Linked DNA regions of Homo sapiens: region 1 is linked to region 2. A link is a contact called in ENCODE Hi-C data. All regions are on one chromosome and are shown on one strand. The core of a region is the stretch at or near the end of the contact, and the rest is flanking DNA. Distances in the headings are between cores, read along the strand shown.

The links. Hi-C counts contacts between places; a loop is a spot of excess contacts on that map. Pooled maps may share reads with other maps.
Region 1: a map of mammary epithelial cell shows a loop between it and region 2 (9-fold over the local background). The contact joins the promoter of MAP3K9 here to the promoter of SYNJ2BP-COX16 in region 2. A Hi-C loop is called at or near these places in 4 of 168 maps with a recorded cell type or tissue (OCI-LY7, PC-9, chondrocyte and 1 more), 3 of 37 single-sample maps with no recorded cell type and 16 of 50 pooled maps.

Annotation. Positions count from the first base shown.
Region 1 is chr14:70,806,300-70,812,904 of GRCh38, reverse strand. It overlaps MAP3K9 (mitogen-activated protein kinase kinase kinase 9), which reads left to right and starts at 3,392. Exons shown (of 12, transcript NM_001284230.2): 1 at 3,392-4,139. The coding sequence starts at 3,734. It overlaps MAP3K9-DT (MAP3K9 divergent transcript), which reads right to left and starts at 4,121. Exons shown (of 2, transcript NR_184164.1): 1 at 3,618-4,121. RefSeq lists a silencer at 3,191-3,830 and an enhancer at 4,771-4,830.
Region 2 is chr14:70,412,596-70,419,640 of GRCh38, reverse strand. SYNJ2BP-COX16 (SYNJ2BP-COX16 readthrough) reads left to right here and starts at 2,551. Exons shown (of 5, transcript NM_001202549.2): 1 at 2,551-2,741. The coding sequence starts at 2,678. SYNJ2BP (synaptojanin 2 binding protein) reads left to right here and starts at 2,551. Exons shown (of 4, transcript NM_018373.3): 1 at 2,551-2,741. The coding sequence starts at 2,678. LOC124903339 (a long non-coding RNA gene) reads right to left here and starts at 2,556. Exons shown (of 2, transcript XR_007064237.1): 1 at 2,453-2,556. RefSeq lists enhancers at 2,476-2,585, 1,565-2,764, 2,696-2,775.

The sequences.
Region 1 (6,605 bases), core at 2,143-4,642, 390 kb before region 2:
TGAAATTTCTATTATTGCTACCCACTACATTAATTTCTATTTCCACATCTTTTATTCTCTATTAATCAGGTTGTACATATCTTTCAATGCCCAACTTAAGCATCTCCTCATCCATTCTAGTCCTCAGGGAAGGCAGTATTTGATCACCCCACAGCCCTACTCAAAACCTTTCAGTGATAATCTTTTACATGCTGAACAAAACCAAGGCTTCTTCGCCTGGGATTCAAGTCAGCCATCCAGTTGCAAAGAAGTACTGAGAGTCAATTATGTGCTAAGCACTCTCTAGGTGCTGGGAGAGCTGTGGAGAACCAGACAGACTGGTTCCTACCCTTATGGTGGATGCACCAGACATTAAATAATTACAAATAATCAATTACATAATTACTAGTGTGAATCAAGTGATTACAGGGCCCTCTACAGTCTGGTCTCAACCTATCTTTTCAGTTCTTTCTCATCCTTCTATTCCATCCAAATGGTCCCCTCTCCATGCTTTCCTACGTCTGTGGCTGTGCCTATTCCCACCCTCCTTTCCTGAACACACTCTTCCCTGCTCCACCCCATTCCCCTCCAGGACCAGTTCTGGTTCTGCTTCTTCCATGCAACCCTGCCAGACAAGTTTAGTCTGAAAGATCTACCCTCATTTGAATTCCTAGCACTTACCCATTCAACAAATATTAACTGAATGACTTGTTGAAATGTTTGATGAATGATTCTTTATGAGATTCTAAACACATGCTATGGTATTAAAGGTTTAAGTTGCACAGGGAATTAGTTTTCCTATTGAGAAGAATCAATGATTTTTCTCCTCTCTTCCCCTCTTCCCAGGGAGTGGGAAGGAATCCACAAAACTAAATAGTAGAACATACGAAATTATGGAGAAGCAAAATGACAATAAACTTACCCAATTACTCATAATCCGACTACTTAGAGACCCACTACTGACATTTTTCTCTTTTTAGTACTTTTTTTCCTGTTTCTGTTTTGCTGTGTGTCTACAGTTTGTAAAACTTTTTTTCCCTCAAGTTAAAAAAAATTCTTTTTTTTGAGACAGGGTCTTGCTTTGTCACCAGATTGGAATGTGGTATAGCAAACACTGTTCACTACAGCCTTGACCTCCTAGGTTCAAGCAATCTTCCTGCCTCAGCCTCTCAAACAGCTGGGACTACAGGCTTGCACCACCATGCCTGGCAAATTTTAACATTTTTTGTAGAGATAGGGGTCTCGCCATGTTGCTCAGGCTGGTCTCCTTCCTGGGCTCAAGTGATCCTCCTGCCTCAGCCTCCCAAACTGCTGAGATTTCAGGCACGAGCCACCATACCCAGTCCTAAGTTAAAATTTTATCAAGACAATTATTTTCTTATGGCCTTTAAAAAAACACAATATACCTCCATCCCCACTCCCTTGCTCTCTGCTGCTTGACAGTGGAATGGTTTTGTCTAAAACAAAACCTAGATAATTTACTCAGACTCATCCATATCTTTTCCAGTTCATGGATCCTATGTATAATAGGAATCTGAGCATTGTTTTAGGTCTTTACTTAAACAGAAATCCTTTTTCAAGACCTACTCTGGATGCTTTTTAGAACAAGCCTCATCTCTCTTCTTCAAGACCTCAAATGTGTGCTATGACTATACAGTGTAGTCATATTGATGAGCGAACCACAGAATGTTCAAACTATGAGGACACAGGATATCTTCCAGTTCACTCCCCTCACTTTAAGAGTACAGTGTTAGGACACCTGCCTGAAGTCATGCAGCTGCCTAGTTATCTTTCCAAATTGCCCCGCTGTCTTTAGTTTGTGTAATAATAAACCCCAAACTAAAATTCAACAAAAGCACTCACCCTTGCTAAATAAATCATGTCTATTCCTACCACTGAAGGGGAAAAGGTAACAAAGTTTGGTAGAAGTTGGGCTAGATCCTTCAGCACTGGCTTATTTAGAAATTTCAGAGGACTAGGTGAGGTGGCTAAGGCCTGTAATCCTAGCACTTTGGGAGGCCGAGGCAGGTGGATGACTTCAGCCCAGAGTTCAAGACGAGCCTGTACTTCCAGCTACTCGGGAGGGTGAGGTGGGAGGATGGCTTGAGCCTAGGATGTTGAGGCTGCAGTGAGCCGAGATTGCGCCACTGCACTCTGGCCTGGACAACAAACTGAGACCCTGGAAGAAAAGAAAAGAAAAGAAAGGAAAAGAAAAGAAAAGAAAAGAAAAGAGAAAAAAAGATCAGAGAACCTTTCTTACTGGAAGTCAACGTTGCCACGACAGGATTAAAGCAAGAAGAAACATTATGGGCCTCCTATCTCGTCCTTAATGTTCAAAACGCAGGGTATAGCAAAGCATATAGGAAGAGGTCGTCCTCACTCGTGAACTCAGCATCGGGTTCTACGTTTATTCTGCTTTGGTTCTTCTTAATCTGACCTCTATAGACTTCGCCACGATCCAAGGTGTAATTCCAACAGGCAAAAGAAGTCTAAGGATTGTCGAAAAGGTGGCTCCCTTCAGACAGACCAAGCCCAATTCATGGCAGCGTTCCCAGCCCCAGTTTGAAGCTCAGTAAGGTGGTCTCTTGCCTTTCTGAATTCTGAAAAAAGAGTGGTATTGGAATCTCTTCTTACCGGAACCCAGGAGAGGGCGAGCTGTGGTGCAGTCCTCATAAAGGGGAGAACTGTAGTTTTCAGAGTTCTAATGAACATCCCAATGGGCCTAAAAGGCTTCAATAAGAGATGAAAGGTTCCGGGTGAGAGTGGGCGTGGGCGAAGCTGATCCCTCTAGGTCGGACTAAGGCAGAGCCAGATCCAAGAGGGAGAATCCAACTGTAAAAGGGATCTGGGGAAGAAAGAGCTCTGTTGGGGGTGCAGCCGGATGAAGAACACCGGTGCTGCTCAGTGCAGCCCCTACCCATCCATGGCAAACAAAGGCAGCTGCCTCCCTTCCAGCCTTTTAGTTTGAATGAAGGCTCAGTATTACCTTTTAGGATCCACCCTTCCCTTCTCACGCACCCAATGAGGCCGGAGCCTCTTCCTGCCGGGAGGTGCTGAACTCTCCCAGGAAACGGACAGGTGCCGCGAGCCAATGGAGGGAGCTGCGGCGGGCCAGTGGGCGGGAAGAGTGGGTCGACCTGGGTTTGAGAATGACAGAGCCCGCAATGGGGGAGGGCACGGTGCGACGGCGGCGCAGGGGGTGAGAGGGACCTGCGAGACGGCCAGCTAGGCTGCCCCAACCACGGCGGAGGAACCGGGGACTGGGCGGCCGCAGCCAATGGGAAGGCAGCGGGCGCGGGGCGGGGCGGGCGTGGGGCGGAGCCCCCTGGGGTCCGCAGGGCTGGGGCGGAGCCAGGCCCGCGTCAGGTGGTCCCGGCGAGCTGGCGGTGCGGGGGGCGGGGCACGGCACGGCGCGGAGAGGAGAGCGGCGGCCGGCTGGCAGCGGCGGGCACCGGCTGCGCGAGCAGGTACCGGCGGCAGAGGTGACGAGGCCGCCCCCGGGGGGGCGAGCGGGCAGGCGGGGACTCGGCCCGCTGCGCCCCTAGGCTGCGCGAAGAGCTCGCGCTCGGCGCTCTTCTCGTACCGCGGTAACAGCGCCGGCGAGCCGGCTCTCCCAGCCCTGCCAGCCCGGGCCCTACCTGCGGCCGCCGTCGTTGGGGGGGGGTCCTCCCAGCTCTGCGGAGGCGCATGAACAATAGGCGGCGGCGGCTCCTGCGGGCGGCGGCGGCCCCGCACCCTATGGATCGGCCGCTCCATGGAGCCCTCCAGAGCGCTTCTCGGCTGCCTAGCGAGCGCCGCCGCTGCCGCCCCGCCGGGGGAGGATGGAGCAGGGGCCGGGGCCGAGGAGGAGGAGGAGGAGGAGGAGGAGGCGGCGGCGGCGGTGGGCCCCGGGGAGCTGGGCTGCGACGCGCCGCTGCCCTACTGGACGGCCGTGTTCGAGTACGAGGCGGCGGGCGAGGACGAGCTGACCCTGCGGCTGGGCGACGTGGTGGAGGTGCTGTCCAAGGACTCGCAGGTGTCCGGCGACGAGGGCTGGTGGACCGGGCAGCTGAACCAGCGGGTGGGCATCTTCCCCAGCAACTACGTGACCCCGCGCAGCGCCTTCTCCAGCCGCTGCCAGCCCGGCGGCGAGGACCCCAGTTGCTACCCGCCCATTCAGTGTAAGGCGAAGGCGGGGCCGGGCGGGGAGGGGGAATGACGGAGGCCTGGGGGGCGGTCGGGGAAGGGGGGAGCACTGCGCGAGGGCTGGGATGAGGGCGGGGGGTGGGGAGGACGATTGACCTGGGTGTGGGTGGCGCGCGCTTAGGCTGCCCGGGCTTTGCTTGCTGGATAAGCTCGAGACGCCTCAGGCCCTGCCCGCACTTCAGACGCTTGGGCTTCTTCACCTTCAGTTGGCCACCTCAGCAGTGGCTCCCGATTTCCACATCCTGAAGTCCCAGTCTGAGAATTTGCCAGTTTCCCAGTCCCTTCTCTTACCCACCCCCCCGCCGCCCCCCATTCCCAATCTGGAAGTGTTTATGGCAAGATGGTGGTTAGTGTCCTAGCCTTAGTCCCCAAATCAGGGACCTTGCCACCACCTCTTCTAACGCCTGTCCCCGCCTCCTAAAGGCATTTGCTTTCAAAGAGATGGGGGTGTCTCCGCAGGGCTGAGCTGGCTCACAAGTCCCGGAAGCATGTGTGAACTCAAGGCTCAGTTGCCTGTAAAATGTCGGGTTGATTTCTTGGATCCTATTTCTTATATCTCAGAAGTTGTACCTTTAGGAGTCTCACTGATTAATGTGCTAAGAGGGATGTGTGTGTTGAGAGTGGGGGTGAGACAAGTGATGATTAGAGAGGAAAAAGTATGTCGTTCCCCCATGGGAGATCAGGATTGCAAGGTACAGTGGCTGAATCCCAGTCCTTTGACAGTGAGGCTGTTTGGGAAATACATTTTCTTCTTTCTTCTCATTCTAGATCCTTGCCTATCTTTGGAACTGGTCAAATCTCAGGGGGACCATGCTCAGGGGTCCCTCCCAGGGCCTTTCTCCCAGTGTCCTGGTTTCCGTCAATTTTCCAGGAGCCCCATATTTCATACCCTATAATGAAATCTTCTTTTTTTTTCAAGGGAGTTAAATTGCCATCACAATCCCTTAATCATACTAGTTTATTTCAGAAAAAAACATGTAAATATCTCTTTAGTGCAGTTTACACTATTTTGTATTTGAGAGTTTCCATAATCTCTTATCTGTTAAAAAGGTATTGTTAATATGTATTAATTACTGTTTATTCCTTATTTTGTATACTTTCATCTTAGTTGATTTTTTAAAACGTCATTAGCAAGGACCAACTTTAAATATTTAAATATTAAGATTTCCTTTGTAACAGTTACGTTTTTGGCTCTGTAAGTTATTTTTTACCCCAGCAATTGTGTTACTTTAATCTTGAGTTTTTTTGTTTTTTTGAGACAGTCTCGTTGTCTCCCAGGTTGGAGTTCAGTGGTGCAATCTCAGCTCACTGCAACCTCTGCCTCCCGGGTTCAAGCAATTCTCCTGCCTCAGCCTCCTGAGTAGCTGGGATTACAGGCGCCCGCCACCATGCCTGGCTAATTTTTGCATTTTTAGTAGAGATGAGGTTCACCATATTGGCCAAACTGGTCTCGAACTCCTGACCTCAAGTGATCCGCACGCCTCGGCCTTCCAAAGTGTTGGATTACAGGCGTGAGCCACCGTGTCTGGCCTATCTTTAGATGTTTTTTAAAAACTAGCACATAATATCAAAATCATAGCCTCTTCGCTTGTTTTTCTGCTCTTCTTTTTCTGTTGGTGTTTTGACTATCAAATCGATGTTCAAATCTTTAGGTTCCCCCTCTCCCTCTCATTCAGTTTAAAACTTCATTTTTCTTCATTTTGATCTTTAAAATGCCTGGAGGTAGCAAATTACTTTAAATTGTTTCCAGATACTACATCTTTTTGGGACTAGTTTGGTAGCCTTAAGGCTAAGCATCCTGGCATAGTGTTTTGAAAGTGTTGAAAATGAACTTGGTCATATATTGGAAGAAATATGAATAGCCTGGCATGTTAGAAAACAGTGTCATTTTAAACATAAGTCAGATTTTGATTCTGTGGGTGAAGTTTTGTGATTTTGTTTTCAGGGACAGCTAATGTCAAAGCAGAAGAGCTAGGTGAGGTTCGTGATCAGGAACTCGGTTTCTTCAATATCTTGTGCTCTGGCTGCTAGAGCAGTCAAGAGTCAGTATGACTTAGGCTGAAAAACTGTCCACAGAGCTAGGCATGGCAACAGCGTGCTACTTTTTCATTTGGTGGCCAGGACTTATCTTCATTGTCATACAAGTTATCTTGGATAGAGTGGATTCCTAAATCTGGAACCCAGATGTTGAGAAAGTAGGAAGTAACTTGTTCTAATGGAAAGAATTAACTTGAAGAATATGGCATTTGAAAGACCTGACACGTTCTTTTATTTGGCCTCACTAGGAGTTCTGATCTTGACTAGAATTAATTTTTGATAATTCAGAAAATTTAGTTTCAGTCAAAAACTAATTATTGAGTACCTAGTGAGTGATAGATACTGTACACTGTGTTAAGTACCAGGACATAAAGAAGTGATAAGATCAGAAGTTGCTTATAAGT
Region 2 (7,045 bases), core at 1,302-3,801:
CAGAGGTCACTTTAATCACCACGTTGATTTTAGTGGGTTTTGGCTGGCTTTTTTACCACATTCTTTTATCAGCAAGGTCTTTGTGACCTGTACCTTGTGCTGACCTATCTCATCCTGTGACTTAGAATGCCTAACTTCCTGGGGATGCAGCCCAGTAGGTCTCAGCCTTATTTTACCCAGCCCCTATTCAAGATGGAGTCGCTCCAGTTCAAAAGCCTCTGACACCATTATTCCTATACTTCTATTAGGGAATAAAGGCAATTTACATATCCCATCTCTCACTCTACTTATTACCAGCATTTCCTCAACTTGTTTAGGATACTTTTTTCTTTCACTGCCCTATGTATTTCTTTTGAAGCTGTGTGTTCAGATGAAAAGGACAATTTTCCCAGGTACTGAGAGGTGATTCCCCCACCACCGTCCCCACAGTGGTCTAAAAGAAACCTTGTGTTTTTTTCCTTACAAATCTCCTCATTGATGATTTCTTGATTTTCCCCCCATTTCTATTTGATCTTTTCTCTCTTGACATTCCAATGTCATTTATTTTATTTTATCTATTTATTTTTTGAGATGGAGTCTTGCTCCGTCACCCAGCGTAGAGTGCAGTGGCACGATCTCCACTCACTGCAACCTCCGCCTCCTGGGTTCAAGTGATTCTCCTGCCTCAGCCTCCCATGTAGCTGGGACTACAGGCCTGCGCCACCACGCCCAGCTAATTTTTTTGTATTTTTAGTAGAGATGGGGTTTCACCATGTTGGCCAGGCTGCTCTGGAACTCCTGACCTCAAGTGATCTGCCCACCTTGGCCTCCCAAAGTGCTGGGATTACAGGTGTGAGCCACCCCGCCCAGCCCCCAATGTCATTTATTTATATTACACATTTTTTTAATTTATCATTCTCTGCCTTTTATAATGATCATTTTATTCACTCATCCAACCAACATATGAAGAGCTACTATCAATCCCATTTTAAGATGGGGAAACAGAGTTCAGAGATGTTGGATTCCTTGCTCAAAGACAGACAAGTTTAAGGGAATGGAATGGAAACTTGAGCCCAAGTTGTAAGTCATAATCTGTGTTATTTCCACTATCCCATCTTTTTTTTTTGAGACAAAGTTTCGCTCTTGTTGCCCAGGCTGGAGTGCAATGGTGCAATCTCGGCTCACTGCAACCTCCGCCTCCCGGGTTCAAGCGATTCTTCTGCCTCAGCCCCCCGAGTAGCTGGGATTATAGGTACCTGCAACCACACCGAGCTAATTTTTTGTATATTTAGTGGAGACAGGGTTTCACCATGTTGACCAGGCTGGTCTTGAACTTCTGACCTCAGGTGATCCACCCGCCTCGGCCTCCCAAAGTGCTGGGATTACAGGCGTGAGCCACTGTGCTCAGCCTCCACTATTCCATCTTAACTTCTCTCAGAGTGAGCAAATAAGAGGTCTTCCTGCCGAATCTGCCCCTATCTCCTTCTGTTTGGTAAACATAGTAGCTGCTGCTTTGGTTTTTTACTCTAAATTTAAATGTCTTTACATTGGCCTTGCACTTTCTAGTCCTCTAAGATCCCCACCAATCCCTGTGGTCTAACTCCAGGTTGCTTCACAAGGTTGTCACCTTCCTGGCTCTTTAGGCTTTTGTGTTTTTGACCCCTGAAGTTTCATTCAAGTTCAGTTTGGAATGTCTCATTCCAAAAGTCAGGAAGACTGGCCTAAAGTTATACCTAAGCCATGCGTTAACCTTATTGTAAGAGTTAAAACATTAAAAAGATTGAATTTTCCCAGTTGCCAAAAGAATGAGACATTCCCCCACCCCCCTTTCTTAAAACATTTTCTTGAGCAAATTGTAATTATAATCCGTGTGTAGTGTGTGTGTGTGTGTGTATCTTTTTAAAAGCTAAATAAGCCTCTTGTCAGATAAAACCCAGGAATTGTTTTCGTCAGGTCCCGGGAGCCAACTCCTTGAAATTTAAGTATCAAGGTAGACAGTGCCCCTATGTTCCAGGCTCGCGGGAGTTACCCGAAGCGCCTTGCTCCAAGCCGTAAGTACCTGTTTGTCACAGAGATAACGTTTTATTTTTCCTTTGGATAAAGGCAATTAACCAACACAGGCGGCCACTCCAACGGTGAACTACCAAAAATTGAATACCAAACCATGTTAACTCGTCTTACATGAGAAGATGCGTGTGCTTTGGCTACATAAAATGTGAGATTTTTGTCTCTCTTTGCAATCTCATTAGTGGATTGCCTGTAACACCCATTCCGGTCTGGTTCGATGCTTACAGAATAATACACCTTTTTTTTCTTTTCTACATTTGTGGAGATTTTCTAGGATGGCAGGAGATTTTTTTAAAATTTTTTTTCTCGACAATATCAATTTATTTAGGTCCCTTACTTTTACTAGCCACCCCCTTCCCACTTGCTTCCAATGGCAAATTAGAATGGTAACTTGCCCCTTGCTCACCTCATGCTTGGCTTTGGGAACCGGTGAGAAACTGCAATCCATTGGCGGTAGGAACCACGATTCCCAGCATTCCCAGTGCTCCGAGTCCTTCGGGCTTCCTTTTCCGGGTCTCGAGGCTGCTGAAACCGAAACCGCTGTGCTGTGGGCGCAGCGCCGAGATTGATTCACCTTCACCTGTGCTGCACTCCAGCTGACCCAAGTAGGAAGCCAGACGAGCTGTAAAACATGAACGGAAGAGTGGATTATTTGGTCACTGAGGAAGAGATCAATCTTACCAGAGGGCCCTCAGGTATGTGCGGAAAGGGTCATATCTGACAGTAGGGGATTAGAGGGTGTAATTGCAGACACCTCTGCTGCTGAGCCGGATTCACCTGGCCTCGGGGCGGGCAGGCCACAACCTAGAGGTTTCGTGCAACGCTTCGGGGTGCTTAGAGAAAATATATTGAAATCCATCATTAGCCAGATACGGGTCTGAGGAATCCACCTCAAAATCCAGTTGGATGAACACAAATATATATAGTCAAGAAGGGGTTCTTTGTGCAAATCGTGCTAGAAAAGCCTTTTTAAAAGCCTGCTTTTTTAGCCTGCTTATCGTGGATACCACATCCTTCTTTCCGTTGCCTGTTCTATCCCTCCCCCTATGAGGGACCGTTTAGTAAAATGGGAGCATAAACGGTGTGGACTCTGAATGCATAGCCGTTTTCCTGCAGCTAGGATCCCTCCCTCGCTCCTTTGATTTCTGGGAACTTCATTTACAATGTCAACTAGAATGTTAAAGCAGGAAGAGCCCTTAGAAATCTTTTATTACACAGGTTCCCAAACTTGGTTCCGCCACAAAATTACCCAGGGCTTTAAAAAAAAAAAAAAAAAAGAAAATAAAAAGTTAAATCTTATCTCCCATCTGCAGGGATTTGGATTTAATACAGATTTATTTTATTTATTTATTTATTTTTTATGAACACCTCATGTGATTTTGAGCAGCCAAACTGCTATCCTCTTCCCCCACTGTGGCTCTTCATTAAACCGGGCTCTTGACATTACTACATTCTGCCTGCTTTCGACTTTGTTTACTTTCCTTTACAACTATTTAGTTGATCAATTAAGAGCTCTTTAGCTTTGGAATTACAGTATCTGGGTCTAAATCTTGTATCTAACCTCTTACTGATTCTTGATACTTATTGGCTAACTTAACTGATGTAAGCCTTAGTTTATCATCTCTAAAATGGGGATGGTTATAAATATACTTCATAGTGTTGTGAGAATGAAATGAGTTAATCCATGTAAAATGTTTACAACATTGCTTGACCTATGGTAAACAGTATGTGTTTCCTACTATTGTTACTGTTAATGGATAAATAGCTAAACTGACACAGTAAATCCTACTAATACTGTATTCCAAGAGTCTCTAATAAATCATCAAGTACTCTGAGCTCCATCTCTGAAATGTTCCTGAAATTCTTTCACTCCTGTTTCCCTTGCCACTACCTAGGACAGTCCATCACCTTTTCTCATCTGCAGTTCTGCAGTAGCTTAATCATGGATAGATTATTCTTTATAAAATATAACTTTCAGAATTATCCATACTTTGTGTCTTCTTTTCTTTTCTTTCTTTCTTTTTCTTTTCTTTTTTTTTTTTTTGAGACAGGGTCTCACTCTGTTGCCCAGGCTAGAGTGCAGTGGCACGATCTCAGCCCACTGCAGCCTCTCCCTCTTAGGCTCAAGCAATCCTCCCACCTCAGCCTCCTGAGTAACCGATACCATGGGTGTGCACTGCCACGCCCGGCTAATTTTTTTGTATTTTTGGTAGAGACGATGTTTCACTACGTTGCCCAGGCTGGTCTCATTTAAACTCCTGAGTTTAAATGATCCACCCACCTCTGCCTCCCAAAGTGCTGGGATTACGGGTGTGAGCCACTGTGCCCTGCCTTCCTTTCTATTATTAAAAATTGGAAGTTGGTTTTACTTATCGGAATATAACTCATCACTAATACCATTATTAATATTTTTTTTTTTTTAGAGACGAGGTCTCACTTTGTTGCCCAGGCTGGTCTTGAACTCCTGAACTCAGGCAGTCCTCCTGCCTTGGCCTTCCAAAGTGCTGGGATTACAGTCATGAGCCATCATGCCTGGCCTATCACTAATCTTAATGGATTAGTGTCATGCTCCATATGTGCGCCTAAACTTTTGTCAAAGGCTCATTTGGTATGCCCAAGTTTCTTGGATTCATTTTTTTGCTATTTTATATAAATGTATCCTTCACTCACTGTTAATATTTATTGACTTTTGAGGCTAACATAGAAAGTTACTTTTCAATCAAAATCTGTTTTTTTGTACTTTTCATCCATTGATAACTTGTTCTCTTAGGACCAATTAAAACAATGCTAGTTCCTTTTCTGATTGCTGTGCAAGTATTTATTTAAAGGCTCTAGTTGTTCTGCTCCTGTTTTGCCTCTTTCTTCTTTATCCTAAATATCTTCGGTTATTTTACTACCTCTTGAGATGTTTGAGATTTGATTCTTGCCTTTTGCTTAAGAATTTAATGTACTTTGACATAGTCCTTTTGCTCTGGCATCCAAAGTATTTTCAGATCTCCTGTCTAAAGCAGAGCAGGACCCTGATATTATCTCTTGTTCTAAAGATGAAATCTTTTTAAAATTCAGTATAATATCACTTCATCTTTTTTGGCATTTGTAGTCATAAATTTCCTAGTGTTAGTATTTTCCCAAAACATTGGCATTCGGACAAGCTTCAAGGACTAATTAAAGGGAATAATTATATCTAGCTAATATATTTCACCCAAAAATGGTTTGATTTCTGTATCACATATTTATTACAAATGAATGTATTTATTCACTCAGTGGCTTCCTAAATTTTCATAAGCATTTCCATGTATTAATTATATAAGTCAGTGAACTTACTGGGAGAGTAAAGCCTCAAGTTTAGGAATGAACTTGGGTGAAAACAGTCATTTGAAATTTGGTTGGTTCAGTTAACAAAGAAAGGTTTCAAGTTCATGTTAATCACTTACCAGAACTGGTTTCCTAGTATGTGATACTCTTCTTCTCAGGGTCTAATTCAGCTTTTCTTCATGGTATCATCATGAAGATATATAGGGAGGAGACTGTCTCAAAATACCACTAGAAACTAATCACCACTAGAAACTTCCACATAATTTTGATGGTCCCATAAGGATCTTTCTATCTATGGAAGAAATATGAAAATCCTCTAAGTATGCATTTCTTTTGTAGGCAGCATTGCCCACTCTTTGTGTTTGTATAGCTGTGTACTCAGGAACCTGATGTTTAATCAGATCCGAGAACATGTGTACCATTCCCCCTTTGTGTTCTGTCAGGGACAAGAATTGTGGATATTTCCAGTGTTTGGGCCCATATTATAAGGCAGTCGAACCTGTTCCTGACTGATCTGCTTACTGCAAGGGAAGTAATGAAATCTTGGGGAAATTATGACAACAGAGTGAAGAGGCAAAAGAAGCTTGACATGTATTAGGTTGGTGCAAAAGTACAATTACTTTCTTTTGTTCTTCTTTTTTTTGAGACGCGTCTCACTCTGTCACCAGGGTGGAGTGCAGTGGCACGATCTTGTCTCACTGCAACCTCTGCCTCCCAGGTTCAAGCAATTCACCTGCCTCAGCCTCCTGTGTAGCTGGGATTACAGGCATTTGCCACCATGCCCGGGTAATTTTTGTATTTTTAGTAGAGACAGGGTTTCACCACGTTGACCAGGCTGGTCTTAAACTCCTGACCTCAAGTGATCCACCTGCCTTGGCCTCCCAAAGTTTTGGGATTACAGGCGTGAGCCACCCCGCCCAGCCATAAGTACCACTACTTTCAATGGCAGAACCGCAATTACTTTTGCACCAACCTAATAGCATGGAATCTCTCCTGTTGTCTGCTTTCTCAACTGTAAGAAGGGACTTGGGCTAGATGACTTCAGAGGTCTCTTCCATCTCTAAGAGTTCATTCTTTGGCTCATTTTATGATTATTTATGTTATTTTATGTTTCCTACCATTTGGAACTTCGTTTTGTTTTTATTTCCTGCCATTTTAGACTAATAGTATGAGCTGAAGAATTACAAAGGCAGTGGCTACAATCTCAAATGTCTTCAAGGGTTGAACAGTTTACCTTTTATCTTTAGTGGAATCTTGTTTTTTTCTACAGGAGTCCAGCTTGATTATAGTATCTAAGGCTCTCACTTTTTCTTTATCAAATTGAAAGTCTCTTAATGCGTCTCAAAACTCAGTTACTCTAAAAAGTGTGACAAGACTGTTTAATATGTTTTTTTGCACTGCAACAGGTAAGAGATTGGCCATAAAGACAACCTTACTGTACATTGAGTACTATGATTAGGAATCTTGTTTTTAGGTCCGAGTCCTCAATGGGTTTCAGCAAGTTACTCCTGATATGCCATCTTTAAAGAGGGAAGAGAATATTTATTTTCTTACTTTCTTTAAAGGCCTTGGAAAAGATGATGGGTTGATGGCAGTGTTTTAATAATGAATACTAAAGGAGGTATTGTCTTTCCGGTAGTGTGCTAGTTACTATATATACATATATATACTGTATATATACTAT